Linked DNA regions of Homo sapiens: region 2 is linked to region 1. A link is a loop called in an ENCODE intact Hi-C map of the cell type or tissue named here. Cell type or tissue: mammary epithelial cell. All regions are shown on one strand. Each heading gives the region's core, and the rest is flanking DNA. Links, peaks and the distances in the headings are about the cores only.

The links. A loop is a pair of places that touch in the nucleus more often than their neighbours do. Peaks named below come from ENCODE experiments on the same cell type or tissue, not always from the same donor. Only the 100,000 strongest peaks of a DNase experiment are listed, where the experiment ranks them.
Region 2: it touches region 1 in a loop (23-fold over the local background); 11 of 110 quality-filtered maps call a loop at or near these places.

Annotation. Positions count from the first base shown.
Region 1 is chr14:69,127,045-69,132,044 of GRCh38, reverse strand. All of the region lies in intron 1 of DCAF5 (DDB1 and CUL4 associated factor 5), which reads left to right. Among named protein-coding and RNA genes, the nearest start is that of DCAF5, 24 kb to the left of the region's middle. In mammary epithelial cell, for the core only: a CTCF peak has its summit at 2,593 (motif pointing left); a DNase peak (open chromatin) is centred at 2,584; H3K27ac peaks cover 719 bases.
Region 2 is chr14:69,359,780-69,368,079 of GRCh38, reverse strand. It overlaps a transcript of GALNT16 not described here. Among named protein-coding and RNA genes, the nearest start is that of ERH, 34 kb to the left of the region's middle. RefSeq lists an enhancer at 7,054-7,133. In mammary epithelial cell, for the core only: no CTCF peak of the experiment used is centred there; no DNase peak of the experiment used is centred there.

The DNA.
Region 1 (5,000 bases), core at 1-5,000:
AGTGGATGAATAGATAAACAAAATGTAGTCTATACATACAATGAAATAGTATTATTCAGCCTTAAAAAGAAATGAAATTGACACACACTACAACATGGATGAACCTTGAAGACACTGTGCCAAGTGAATGGTGTCTAGGGGGAGAATGGCAGTTGTCAGTGGGAAGGGGTAGTTCTGGAGATAAAATGTGGTGATGGTTGCACAACGATATGAAAATGTGAATGTAGTTAATGCCACAAAACTCTATACTTGAAAATAGATAAAATCATTAAAAAAAAAAAAAAAGCCTGGAAAGTGCTTTTCTTCCTTGTGTAAAGCTCCAGAACATTCCTCATTTGGAATGCTAGGTGCTGTTCTGTCCTCTGCATGTTGGTAGAATGGATACAACTTAGTTTTAGGCTCCAGGCCAAGCTCTTTGGATTATTAGCAAGTCATTTTACCTCTCTGATACGTGTCTAGAAAAAGGGCCTACATAATCCTTACCTCACAAGTGACAATAAAATGAGATATGTAAGTGATTGAATTCCTATACAAATATCAATTATTTTCAACTTTGGAAAAATAACAAAACAGACTTATTTTCCATCCACTGACGTAGCTGGGCTGTGTGTCACACAGACTGTGCCTCTGTAATGCGCTGCAGTTTCTTGGAGCTTAGGAGAGGTATGGTTAACACAAAAGGAGGTTTGGTCTTACACAGTACACTCACTGAAGAGGAATAAATGGGCTGAGAAGAAAGCCAGGCTGAATGATTTTCCTTTAGGCTTCACAGTTAAAAAAAAAGAAAAGAAAAGAAAACACTTTAGCAATATGAAAGGGTATTAAGTAAAATTGCTATCTGCAAGAGATGACCTCTGCTAACCATTTTGCATCTGTCTTTGTATGTATAAATTTGTGTATGTTTTTGTGTAATTGTATCATACTATTCATATTCTTAATGCTACCTAAAACAAGGTTTGAAAGATTAGGACAAGTTCATGGATGATACTTTACGGACACAAGGACAATTTGAGAGCTGTGTGCACCTAATATATATCACACTGGGCTAAGTGCTTTTACAAACATTATCTCACCACACACAACAAACCTGGGAAATAGTTGGTATTTTCTCCATTTTACAATAAAAAAATTAGGGTAGAGGAGTAGAGTAACCAGGACACATGAATGGCGAAACCAAGATTTGAATCAAGTCCTTTTATTCCAGAGCTTGCACTTCCTGTACCCTTCTATAGCACCATCTTTGCTGCCTCTCAAAGATGAAACCCCAAGCTCTGTATCTAATCCCATTGTTACTTGTTAAAAGAATGTTTTGAACAATTAATACAGTCACTAATACGTTATATTTTAGAAATTGTTCCATGTGAGTATAGACAGAGCTGCCTCATGCTTTTATTTATTTAGGCTGCATTGTACATATATAAGTAGTAAACTTTCTTATATTTTTTATTGTGAAATGTATACAACATAAGATTTACCATTTTAACCATTTTTAAGTGTACTTACTGTTCAGTGGTATTAATTACATTCATGTAATTAATACATCACCACATCCATCTTTAGAATTTTTCATCTTGCAAAACAGAAACTACCCATTAAACTATGACTCGCCATTCCTCTTTTCCCCCAGCCCCTGGCCACTGCCATTCTACTTTGTCTCTGATTTGACTATTCCTCATGTAAGTGGAATCATACAATATTTGTCCTTTTATGTCTGGCTTATTTTATTAAACAATAATTTTAACCAGACTTCTGTTGATGGACATTTAAATTATTCTTCTTTGGCTCTTCAAACAATGATAAGTTCCAGGAATATTCGACCCAGAATTTCAGACTGCTTTCTCAGTCCTGTGCTTGGCTGGCTTTTGAGGAAACCCAAAGCAAATCCTTACCTCAGCTTTTCTGAGCAATAAAATAAGAAGAATGTTAAATAATTACTTTGTTATAGTGTGTTGTAAGGGCTTGCTTAGTTTCTGCTTATAGCTCGGGACCCTTTGGGAAAGGGTACTCTTTAAGTATAAAGGTTTTCTGTAACTACAAAGCTGCTGCCACAATGTGATTATAGTACATTTTTTGATGAATTAGTGATTTTAGTGCAGAATGAAACCAACCCAAAAAACCAAAACCAGAGTATGTAGTTGTATTTTCTTGGGGTTCTCAGATGAGTTGAAGGTAAGCAATTGTTTGTGAGGAAACCAGGCTTAGAAGGCCTGGCCTCTGCTTGTCTTTGCCTGGCACTGGCACTGAGAAGAAAGGCCTAGCCTTCCCGAGAAGTCCCTGTGCTCCACCTCCGGTGCCCCAGAGAGGCTGGGGCTAGGGTCCCTCTCCTGAGGCTGACCCCATTCTCATCCAACTGCCAGGCCCATGGGGCTGGCTTAAATGGTCTGAAATGATCCTAAATATTCTTCACTTGGATTATTTGCAGGTCAGTCTCTCTCTGTGGAACTAAACAATAAATCTCTGCCTTTCTGAACTGACTAGGAGATTAAGGGAGACAATTGTAGAGCTGCTTTTGCGTCTGAACTGACTTTCCCTTGCTTCACCAGCCCTCGTTTGCTTTGTTGAATCAGAGGCTTGGGCACAGCTGTTTAGCGCCCTCTGCTGGGTGAAAAGCAGCCTAACGGTTTTACATTATGCCTCAATTTGTACTGGTTGTTTTTCTGCCAACGCATACTTGAAGATTGCCTTTGCATAGGGCTCTTAATACCTTGCCTAAAGGAATGAGGGGTTGAGTGGAGTAAGGGGGTGTGTTTAGCTTACATCTTCTGATGCTAACCTTGAGGGCAAAGTCAAGAGGCAGGCCCCATCACAGCGATGATTTTTGCCTCAGTGATTCCAATCTCCCATGGATTGGGCTGTCATCATCATGTTAGTTACTAAGGACACATCATTTAAAACGATCCCAAGGCATTTAACAAATAGCCATGAATTTTGAATTACTGAGTACTAGGCAAAATGAAATCATCCTATAAATGCCTAGAATGAACATTAAAGATTATTTCTGTCTGGGTAATGGAGGGAGACCTTAGGCTGAGAATGGTTATGAGTTGGGCACAAAGGTATAGATATTCTGGTTTCTTTTTTTTTCTTTTAGTAGAGACAAAGTCTCACTATGTTGCCCAGGCTGGTCTCCAACTCCTGAGTTCAAGTGATCCTCCCACCTCGACCTTTCAAAGTACTGGGATTACGGATCCTCCCACCTCGACCTCCCTAAGTGCTGGCATGAGCCACTGGGCCTGGCAGATATTCTGTTTTTGGTTTTTTTGTTGTTGTTTGTTTTGAGATGGAGTCTTGCTCTGTTACCCAGGCTGGAGTGCTGTGGCACGATCTCTGCTCACTGCAACCTCCGCCTCCAGGGTTCAAGTGATTCTCCTGCCTCATCCTCCCCAGTAGCTGGGACTACAGGCGCACAATATTCTGTTTTTACTTAAGCTGCTTCAATTCAGGAGAGACTGTGCTGTAGGTCTTAGTGAGCCATGAGTATCCCAGCCCATCCTGCAGTCTTGTTTTTTTTCTTTTTCTATCATGAACATTAAACATAATCCAAAACTCTTTATTATGGAAATATTCAGCCAGGCTCACGCCTGTAATCCCAGCACTTTGGGAGGCCAAGGCGGGCAGATCACTTGAAGTCAGGAGTTGGAGACCAGCCTGGGCAACATGGTGAAATCCTGTCTCTAAAAAAATACAAAAATTAGCTGGGTGTGGTGGTGCTTGCCTGTAGTCCCAGCTACCCATGGAGCCGAGGCAGGATAATCAGTTGAACCTGGGAGGTGGAGGCTGCAGTGAGCTGAGATCATGCCACTGCACTCCGGCCTGGGTGACAGAGTGAGACTCTCAAAAAAAAAAAAAAAGAAGAAGAAAAAATTGTTCAAGCATACACAAAAGTAGAATAGTATAGTGTATGCATCTATAGCAATTGTCCATATTAATCATCTATCCCTCTACTTTTTTTTCTGGAAAGTTTTAAAGGAAATTCCAGACATACTCCATTTCACCCACTTCAGTATGCACCTCTAATTGATAAGGATTTTTTTCTTTTTTAACATAACCATAATGCCATTATAATACCTAAAAGATGTAACAATACTTCCTTAATATGGGGTATTTAAATGAAGTAGAGAGATACCAATCGGATTTGACAAAATGTTGATGATTTGTTAAATTTACTTCCAATATTATTATTATTACTGGTAGAAGGATTTACTTATGATGTTTTGTTTTTAAGACTTTGTTTTAGAGAAGTTTCAGGTTCACAGCAAAATTAAGAGAAAGGTACAGAGGTTTTCCATGTACCCCTTATTCCCACACCTGCATAGCCTCCTTCATTGTCAACATCTTCCACCAGAGTGGTAAATTTGTTAAAATTGGTAAACATATACTGACACATCATAAACACTCAGAGTCCCAATGTTCAAAAAATGAACCTTAGAGTTCACTTTTGGTATTGTATATTCTATGGGTTTGGACAAATGTAATGACATGTATCCATCATTACAGTATCATACAGAGGATTTTTACTGCCCTAAAAATCTTCTCTGCTCCATATATTCAACCCCTGCCTCCAAACCCTGGCAATTAGTGATCTTTTTGTTGTCTCCATGATTTTGTCTTTTCCAGAGTATCATAGAGTTGAAGTCATACAGTATGTAGCCTTTTCAGATTGGCTTTTTTCATTTGGTAATGTGTACTTAAGGTTTCTCCACGTCTTTTCACTGCTTGATATTTCGTTTCTTTTTATCACTGAAAAAGTTTCTGTTGTCTGGTTGTACTACAGTTGATTTATCCATTTACATACTGAAGGACATCTTGGTTGCTTCTAAGTTTTGGCAATTGTAAATAAAGCTGTTGTAAAATAAATCCATGTACAGGTCTTTGTGTAGATACAAGTTTCAACTCCTTTGGTTAAATACCAAGGAGCATGATTGCTGGATTGCGTGATAAGAGTACGTTTAGTTTTGTATGAAACTGCCAAACTATCTTCAAAGGTGGCTGTACCATTT
Region 2 (8,300 bases), core at 1,793-6,792, 230 kb before region 1:
GAAGAGGACGTTTTTCATAATGAAAATCTGATTATATCACTTTCTTGCCATTCTTTCTCTTTTCTTTTTCTTCTTTTTTTCTTTATTTAGAGATTGGATCCCGTTCTGTTGCCCAGGATGGAGTGCAGTGGCACAATCATGTCACTGTAGCCTTGAACTCCTGGGCTCAAGCGATCCTCGCACCTCAGCCTCCCAAGTAGCTAGGACTAAAGCTGTGCAGCACCATGCCTGGCTAATATTTAATTTTTTATTTGGTAGAAACAGGGTCTCCCTATGTTGCCCAAATTGGTCTGAAGCTCCTGGCCTCAAGCAGTTCCCCCCCACCCTGCCCCATCTCCACTTCCCAAAGCGCTAGGATTATAAGTGTGAGCTGCCATGCCTGGCCTTCCTGTATGGAATTCTTTTTCTTTTTTCTTTTTCTTTTTTTTTTTTTTTGCCTTGCACAGCCCCTGCTTGGAATTCTTGAAGCTCTCTATCACTCTTAGTTTGTTCATGCTGTTACAACGAAGTACCATAGACTGGGTGGCTTATAAACAACAGAAATGTATTGCTCCAGATCCGCAGGCTGTAAGTCCAAGATCAGGTGCCAGGATGGTTAGGTGCTGGTGAGGGGAGTCTTCCAGGTTGCAGGTTGCAGATGGCCACCTTCTTGTTGTACCCTCACATGGAGGAGAGTTCTCTAGGGTGTCTTTTATAAGGGTATTAATCCCATTCATGAGGGCTGCCACCCTCACGACTTAATCACCTCCCAAGAGCCCCCACTTTCTAATACCATCACTTTGGGGGTTAGGTTTCAACATATGAGTTTGCGGGGGTGGAGCACAAACATTCAGTCCATTGCACATTCTTAAAATAAAATCCAAATTTCTTAGCTTACCGCCCAAGGCCCTTCATGATCAGCACCTGCCTACCTGTCAAAACTCAGCCCCCAAAAATCCGCCTCCCTGTTCCCTGTACGGACCACACTTCTTGCGATTCCACAAGTACACCCCACAATCTCTCCATGCCTCTTATACCTTCTTCCTTTTAGGGGTACATCTCATTCCTCAAGGCTCATACACTTTAACCCTTAATCATAGGTTAAGGCTCCATTCAGGCGTCACCACCTCCAGGAAGCCTTCCATGATAACCTAATCCCTCCACCCCAGCATGTTCTGACATGGCTTATATTGCACTGTGTGGGACTGTTGGTGTGATTGTCTACTTCCCTCAATCATCTCTGCTCTTTGAAGAGTGAACTACATATTTCACATTGGAATCCCCAGTGCCTTCTAAATCATAGGTTCTCAACATATGTTTGTGATTCATTAATCAATTAGCTAGTTAGTTGATTTTTGGTATCAGGGAATTACTCTCACTTGTGTATGCCTATTCATACTGGTTCCATTATAAAGGAGTATGAGGCAGGGAGGGAGGTCAGCTTTCATTTTTATTAACTAAGGTTCATAAACAAATTAAGTACACATGACCCTTGATCCATGATACCCTCAGAGAGTTTTACAGCAAAAACTAGAAGCTAATTTAGTTGTAGTTATGAAGGAAATCATCAGGGTTTTATGAGAGAGAATAATATTTTGAGCTGCTTGAACATGGATGAGCAGAGGGCCCTGTAAGGGCTGACATTTAAGCTGAGACCTGAAAGATGAGAAGGAGCCCCTCAGGCAGAGTCGGGGAAGCACGCAGAGGATCTGCTGTGGGAAGGTGCTAAGCAGAGAATAACTTGGTGCCTTCGAAGGATTCAGAGAAGACTGGCACAGTGAATGAGAGGGCAACTGGATAGGTAGGGAGGGGGCCATCATGGATTGAGGTGGGGGATAGCCAAGGGACTGGAGCTTACTACATGGGAAACCCCCATGGGCATGCATCCACTCTACCCATGCTGCTCATTCATTCATGTCATTCATTCATTCCTCTGTGAAATCTTACATCACTACTTTCTCTGCCCAGAAAGCTCTTCCCCAATCTTTCTGACTCCTATCACCCAAGTCTTGCATCAAATGCCAACTGATGCCCCATCTGAAGTTAGCCCTTACCCCTCCACACCATCTTCCTAGTGACTTTCCGTTGTCCCGTTTTATTTGTACATAACACCTATTACTATCTTGGAATAAACTTGTGCATTTTTTGGTTTACTTGTTTCTCTGTCCCTCTAGACTATATGTGCTATGGGGTCAGGGACCTTACGTATGTTGTCTACTGCTGTGTCGCCTGTGCCTAAACCCTGCTTGGTATGTAGTAATGATAAGTATTTATTGCATTATTTCATTCAAATAGCCAGCAGTGTTTTCTTTTTTTTCTTTTAAGCTCAGGGGTACATGTGCAGGATGTGCAGGGTTGTTACATAGGTGAACGTGTGCCATGCTGGTTTGCTGCACAGATCATCCCATCACCTAGGTATTAAGCCCAGCATCCATTGACTATTCTTCCTGATGCTCTCCCTCCTGTCCCTGAGCCCTCCAACAGGCTGCAGAGTGTGTTGTTCCCCACCAATGTGTCCATGTGTTCTCATCATTCAGTTCCACTTGTAAGTGAGAACTTGTGGTATTTGGTTTTCTGTTCCTGCATTAGTTTGCTGAGAATAATGACCTCCAGCTCGATCCATGTCCCTGCAAAGGACATGATCTCGTTCCTTTGTATCAATTAGCCAGTAGCTTTTACTGTCTACCATGTGCCAGACCCAATGCCAGGTACCAAGACAAAATAGACATACATTCCACCCAGAGCTCTGAGCTTAAAAGGGCCCCACACTTGGTTCAATACTCCACTGTCATCGTTTGAAATTATTAATTATTTATGAATTAGATGACCCATATTTTCATTTTTCACTAAAGCCTCCAAATTATGTAGCTGATCCTACCCCCACTTTAACTCCAGAAAGCTCCTAGCACATTCACATTTGGAAACAGTTTAGGGACAAGTCAGTAGACTTGGCATACTATTGTTAATAATTTTAATAGAATTGCCTAATATATTTAAGGGGACATAAAGAGTAAGTGGTTTACAGAAACAGCATAGATTAAGACTCAATTCTGGGAATCAGACATCGTTGGATTCCAGGCTCTGCCATTCCTAGCTGTGTGACTTTGAGAGACTCACACAACATCTCTGAACCTTGATTTCCTCATTATAAATGGATATCATAATAGTGTCTACCCTGAAGAGCTGGCTGGGTAATTAAATGAAATAATACTTAAAACACTTAGGTCAGGTTCTGGGCATCCTGAAAAGCGGGTTCCATCACTCAGCCACCTGCTCCCCTTCCTTTGGCTCCTTCCACCCTCCTGCCCACTCCTGGGGTGGGAAATCTGGGTCAATGTGAGTGGCTCCTAAGCAAGAAGAATATTGAAGAGAAAAAGCAAGGAATTATGACCTTCAGGGAAGCAATAACATTTTGCTTAAAAATTGCTTGAGCAAAGAATTTGTAGATATTTGCAATTTGTATGCAAATACAGACTCCTATATCCTGAGCTGAGACATGGCCCTGGGCAAAAGCTTGAAGAAGACGACTGTTGGACCACAGAGAAGCCTGCATCAGTTTCTCTTTGCTGCCAGTTTAAATGAAAACCTTAGATAATTTCAAAGCTGCAGTTTCCACTGCCTTAGCCTTTCAACAAATCCATTAGTATGGAAGGCAGTTTTCTAACAAGGTAGATGCATCCCCATCTGTATGTACCGCATCATCTCTGCTGTATAATCTTTGTTCTCACATTCATTGTCTGTTTAATCAAGCACTGATTTGGCATCCACTTGCAAATGCTGTGTCTCCTATGCCTGATGAAAAAGAATTTTCAGTGGGTCAAACCTCACCTAATTTCATGAAAATGCAAGTCAACAGCCAAATTAAAAGAGGAAGCCGAGAACAAACTGACAAAGAACAATCCCCCAAGACTCTCAGAACTGATGGAGAACAGTAGTTTTATTGTACTCATCGCCACTTGTTCATTCATTCAAGAAACACTTACTGCAAGCACCCACCATGCACGGGGTACTATACTAGGTGCAATAGACAAGTCTTTGTCTTCATGTAGTCTGCAATCCAATTGGAGTACAGAAGAGCACAGGCCATTCCAATGCAACCCTGATTCAAGGTAAAAGCGGGGAAGTACAGGCACTCAGGGAACCTCTAGTGGGGGCCAGTCACCCAGTGGCTAGGGATAGGGGTGGAGAATCTCAAGGAAGCTCCTGGCATTCTTGCCCTTGGATTGCATCCATTTGTCCAATCCATCCCTGACAGGATTCCTCTATCTGCAAGGTTAACAAGATCGGCATGCATCTGCCTTGAATGCGTGCCCCCTTTTAGAGCCCAGGAACCAGGGTTAGGACTGGGGTTAGAGTCAGTGCCTTCTAGGAGAGGCTCATCTTGCCTCAACAGAGCCTCATTCCATTCATTCATTCATTCATTAGCACACACTTACTGACCACTTCTGTACCAAGCTCTGGCAATCCAGCCGTGAGCAGGACAAATACTTCTTCCTCAAGGAACTGGGGCAGTTTTTTGGGCACCATGCCTCTTTTTCTTTTATTTACTTCAGCTCATTGACAAATGTTATTTAAATCTCACAGCACCCCTAAGAAGTAGTTATTATTATCCCTGCTTTGCTGGTGAGGGGACCGAGTTTCAGAAAGTTCAAGTAACTAGCTGCAGGTTGCCCAGCTAGGAAGGGAAAGGCTTCAACTCTAGGTTAGACTCCCAGCCTCTTCTCTTTCTCCTCTGCTGGGCAGACCGAATCCTGGGCTGGGAAGGGGCCTTCCGACAGCAGCTTTCTCTGTGTTGTTGATAATATCTGTGGGTCCTTCTCGGCAGCGTGACTGCCATCCTCCCTCAGGCCTGGTGATGGCAGCAAGGCCATGCGTGCTCTACGGCCCCCACAAGCAGAGGGCACTGGCCGAGGACTGTCTCCGCAGCCTGCATCTTCCCTGCTCCAGGGAACCTAAGTCATGTCAGACAGGGATGCAGACAACGGTGGGACAGCTGTGCTCTGAAGACCCCAAACAGAACCACTCTTCCTGCCTCATAACCTTCCCTCCCGGTCCAATATTCTGATGGTTTTCAAAGCCTTGTTGAAACATCAAGTCCCCTGCTGAACTCACTTTGCTTTCTTCACAAGGTAAAGCAAGTGTCATGAAGCAAGGTTTCAAAGCCAGACCAGCAGTCTTCCACTCAGGAACGAAGTAGGTGCTGGGACTCCCCAGCCTCCTCTCTCTGGTCAACTTCCCACCATTTCAGGCCACCATGTCTGAGCTGCAAAGTCTTGCCCTGGTGGCTGGAGACAGTCCTGACCAGCTGGAAAATTCAAAGCTTTAGAGTCTAGCAGCTCTGGCCTGCCCAGGGTCGCATAAACGTATCCTGAGGATTCCCAGACTGCTGTTTCCACTTTACAAGACCTGATGACAGACATTTTCCCATTTGATCTGCTCCCACATCATACCCATTTTTCAGTTGAGAACAGTGAGGCTCAGGATGCCTAAGCAGCTGGCTAAAAGTCTCCCAGCTCAGAAATAGCTGGGCCAGAGCTACAGCAATTGTTCTCTTATTGTGAGGCTGAACTCTCCTCTCTATCCCTGCAGTCCAACACAGAAAACCAGCCAAGAAATAACTGAGATGGACACATTTGGTTATAATAATTTTAAATAAGCCTCACTGCTTAATGAGCATGCAGAGATCCAGGCACCTGGTGGAAGCTGTGGGGCTCCACAAAGCACCCTGGAGCCTCCACCTCAAGTGGACAAAGCCACAAGGCAGAGTACACACGGGTCTGAACAAGCTCAAAACGAATGTCTGAGGACAAATAAGGCAGAGCAGAGAACCCTGAGGCCGGGAGGACATTGGGAACAAATACCCCTGGCCAGGAGGCAGGGAGAAAACAGGCCATGCTGGACATAGCCCTGGGCCCTCAGGCCAGCTCAGTCAGGGGTCTCACCCTCCCGAGCCCCAGAGAAGATGCCTGGCCCCAAGGCAGACCATTCGCAATCGCCTCCAGAGCTACATCACGGGACATTGTATTCTTGGATCTACCATGTCCTGTGCTCCCAATTTCCTGCCCTGTGACTTTATTATTTATTTATTTATTTTGAGATGGAGTCTCATTCTGTCACCCAGGCTGGAGTGCAGTGGCGTGATTTCGGCTTACTGCAGTCTCCGCCTCCCAGGTTCAAGCATTTTTCCTGCCTCAGCCTCCTGAGGAGCTGGGATTATAGGCATGCGCCACCACACCTGGCTAATTATTGTTTTTTTAGTAGAGACGGAGTTTCGCCATCCATGCCAGGCTGGTCTTGAACTCCTGACCTCAGGTGATCCACCTGCCTCGGCCTCCCAAAGTGCTGGGATTACAGGTGTGAGCCACCGCACTGGGCCCCCTGTGACTTTAGGTGCTTTAGCCTCTCATCCTGTTTCTACATCTGCAAAATGATGATTGTGGAACCAACGTTGGCTCATCCTACCTCCATTCTAAGAATCAGCCATGTAAGGATACGGGATGTGGGGACAAAAGCTCTCAGCCTGTTAGAGCTTTGCACAGGGCCTCAGTGTCCTCAAGTGCAACATGGGGATAACAGTACAAACATGTCAGTGTTCTATGAATATACAGACTGATGGGTGAAAGGCAATAAGGAGCAGCAAGGAGCATGGACCCTGGATCAGACTTCATGATTTTAAATCCTGGCCCTCCATCCTGCCAGCTGGGTAATCTTGGGCAGATATGTTAACTTCTCTGGGCTTTGATATCTAGTTTGTAAATGGGGTGGTATTGAAAATACCTACCTGATAGAGTTGTAAAGATCAAAGAAGATAAAATGTGTGTCTCAGTGTTTGGTCAGTGACTGACAGGACCAGTTATAAATGTCATTGAATGGAGTACTCATAGAAAGGGCTTTGCCATGTAACTCACGGTAAAATGTATGCCTGTCCTGCAGGCTGGAGGATGCAGCACTGATTCCTTGATTAATAGATCTTCTGAGGCAGAAGCTCTTCTAGAATGAAGTCAACCATATGTGGCTGGTATTGGGGAAGAAACTCATAAATCATGCAAAGCGAGGCTGGCATGTGGCAGCTGGTTCAGTGGCAACCCTCAGCCCAGCCCAGTGCCCACTCTCCCTCCGCCTCAGAGTGATCCATCACTGCCCAGAGCTCTGTGGCAGGCAGCTTGCTTAGCAGGGGCAGGGCCCGCAGCACCCAGCTCTCTGAGCCTTCTGCACCACGTGGTGACACGTGGCCCCGTCAGGGGACCAGAACCCATCTCAGTCACCAGAACAGTGGCTCTCAAACCTGAGCATGCATCAGAATCCCCAAGAGGCTTGTTAAACTCAGAGGGCTGGCCCCACCCCCAGAGTTTCTGATTCAGTAGGTCTGAGTGGGGCCCAAGGGTTTGCATTTCTTCATTTCTTTTCTTTTCTTTTTTCTTTCCTTTTTTTTCTTCTATTCTTCTCTCCTCTCCTCTCTTCTCTTTTCTTCTCCTTCTTCTTCTTCTTTTTTTTTTAGACAGTCTCACTCTGTCTCCCAGGCTCAGCTCACTGCAACCTCCACCTCCTGGGTTCAAGGGATTCTCCTGCCTCGGCCTCCCAGATAGCTGGGACTACAGGCACTGGGCATCATGCCCAGCTCATTTTTGTATTTTTAGTAGAGATGTGGTTTCACCATGTTGGCCAGGCTGGTCTCGAACTCCTGGCCTCAAGTGATCCACCTGTCTCAGTCTCCTAATCGGCCTCTTCTTTTTTTTTTTTTCTTTTTGAGATAGGGTCTCGCTCTGTTGCCCAGGCTGGAAGTGCAGTGCTGCAATCATAACTCACTGCAGCCTCAACCTCCTGGGATCAAGTGATCCTCCCGCCTCAGCCTTCTGAGTAGCTGGGACTACAGGCATGCACCACCACACCTGGCTAATTTTTAAATTTATAGTATAGATGAGGTCTCACTATTTTGCCCAGGCTGGTTTCAAACTCCTGAGTTCAAGTGGTCCTCCTACCTTAGCCTCCCAAAGTGCTGGGATTCTAGGCAGGAATCGCTGTGCCTGGCCAAGAGTTTGCATTTCTTTTTTTCTTTATTTTATTTTATTTTATTTTTGAGACAGAGTCCCACTCCGTCGCCAGGCTGGAGTGCAATGACACAATCTCGGCTCACTGCAACCTCTGCCTCCTGGGTTCAAGTGATTCTCCTGCCTCAGCCTCCCGAGTAGCTGGGACTACAGGCGTGTGCCACCCGCCTGGATAATTTTTTGTATTTTTAGTAGAGATGGGGTTTCACCACATTAGCCAGGATGGTCTCGATCTCCTGACCTTGTGATTGCCCACCGCGGCCTCCCAAAGTG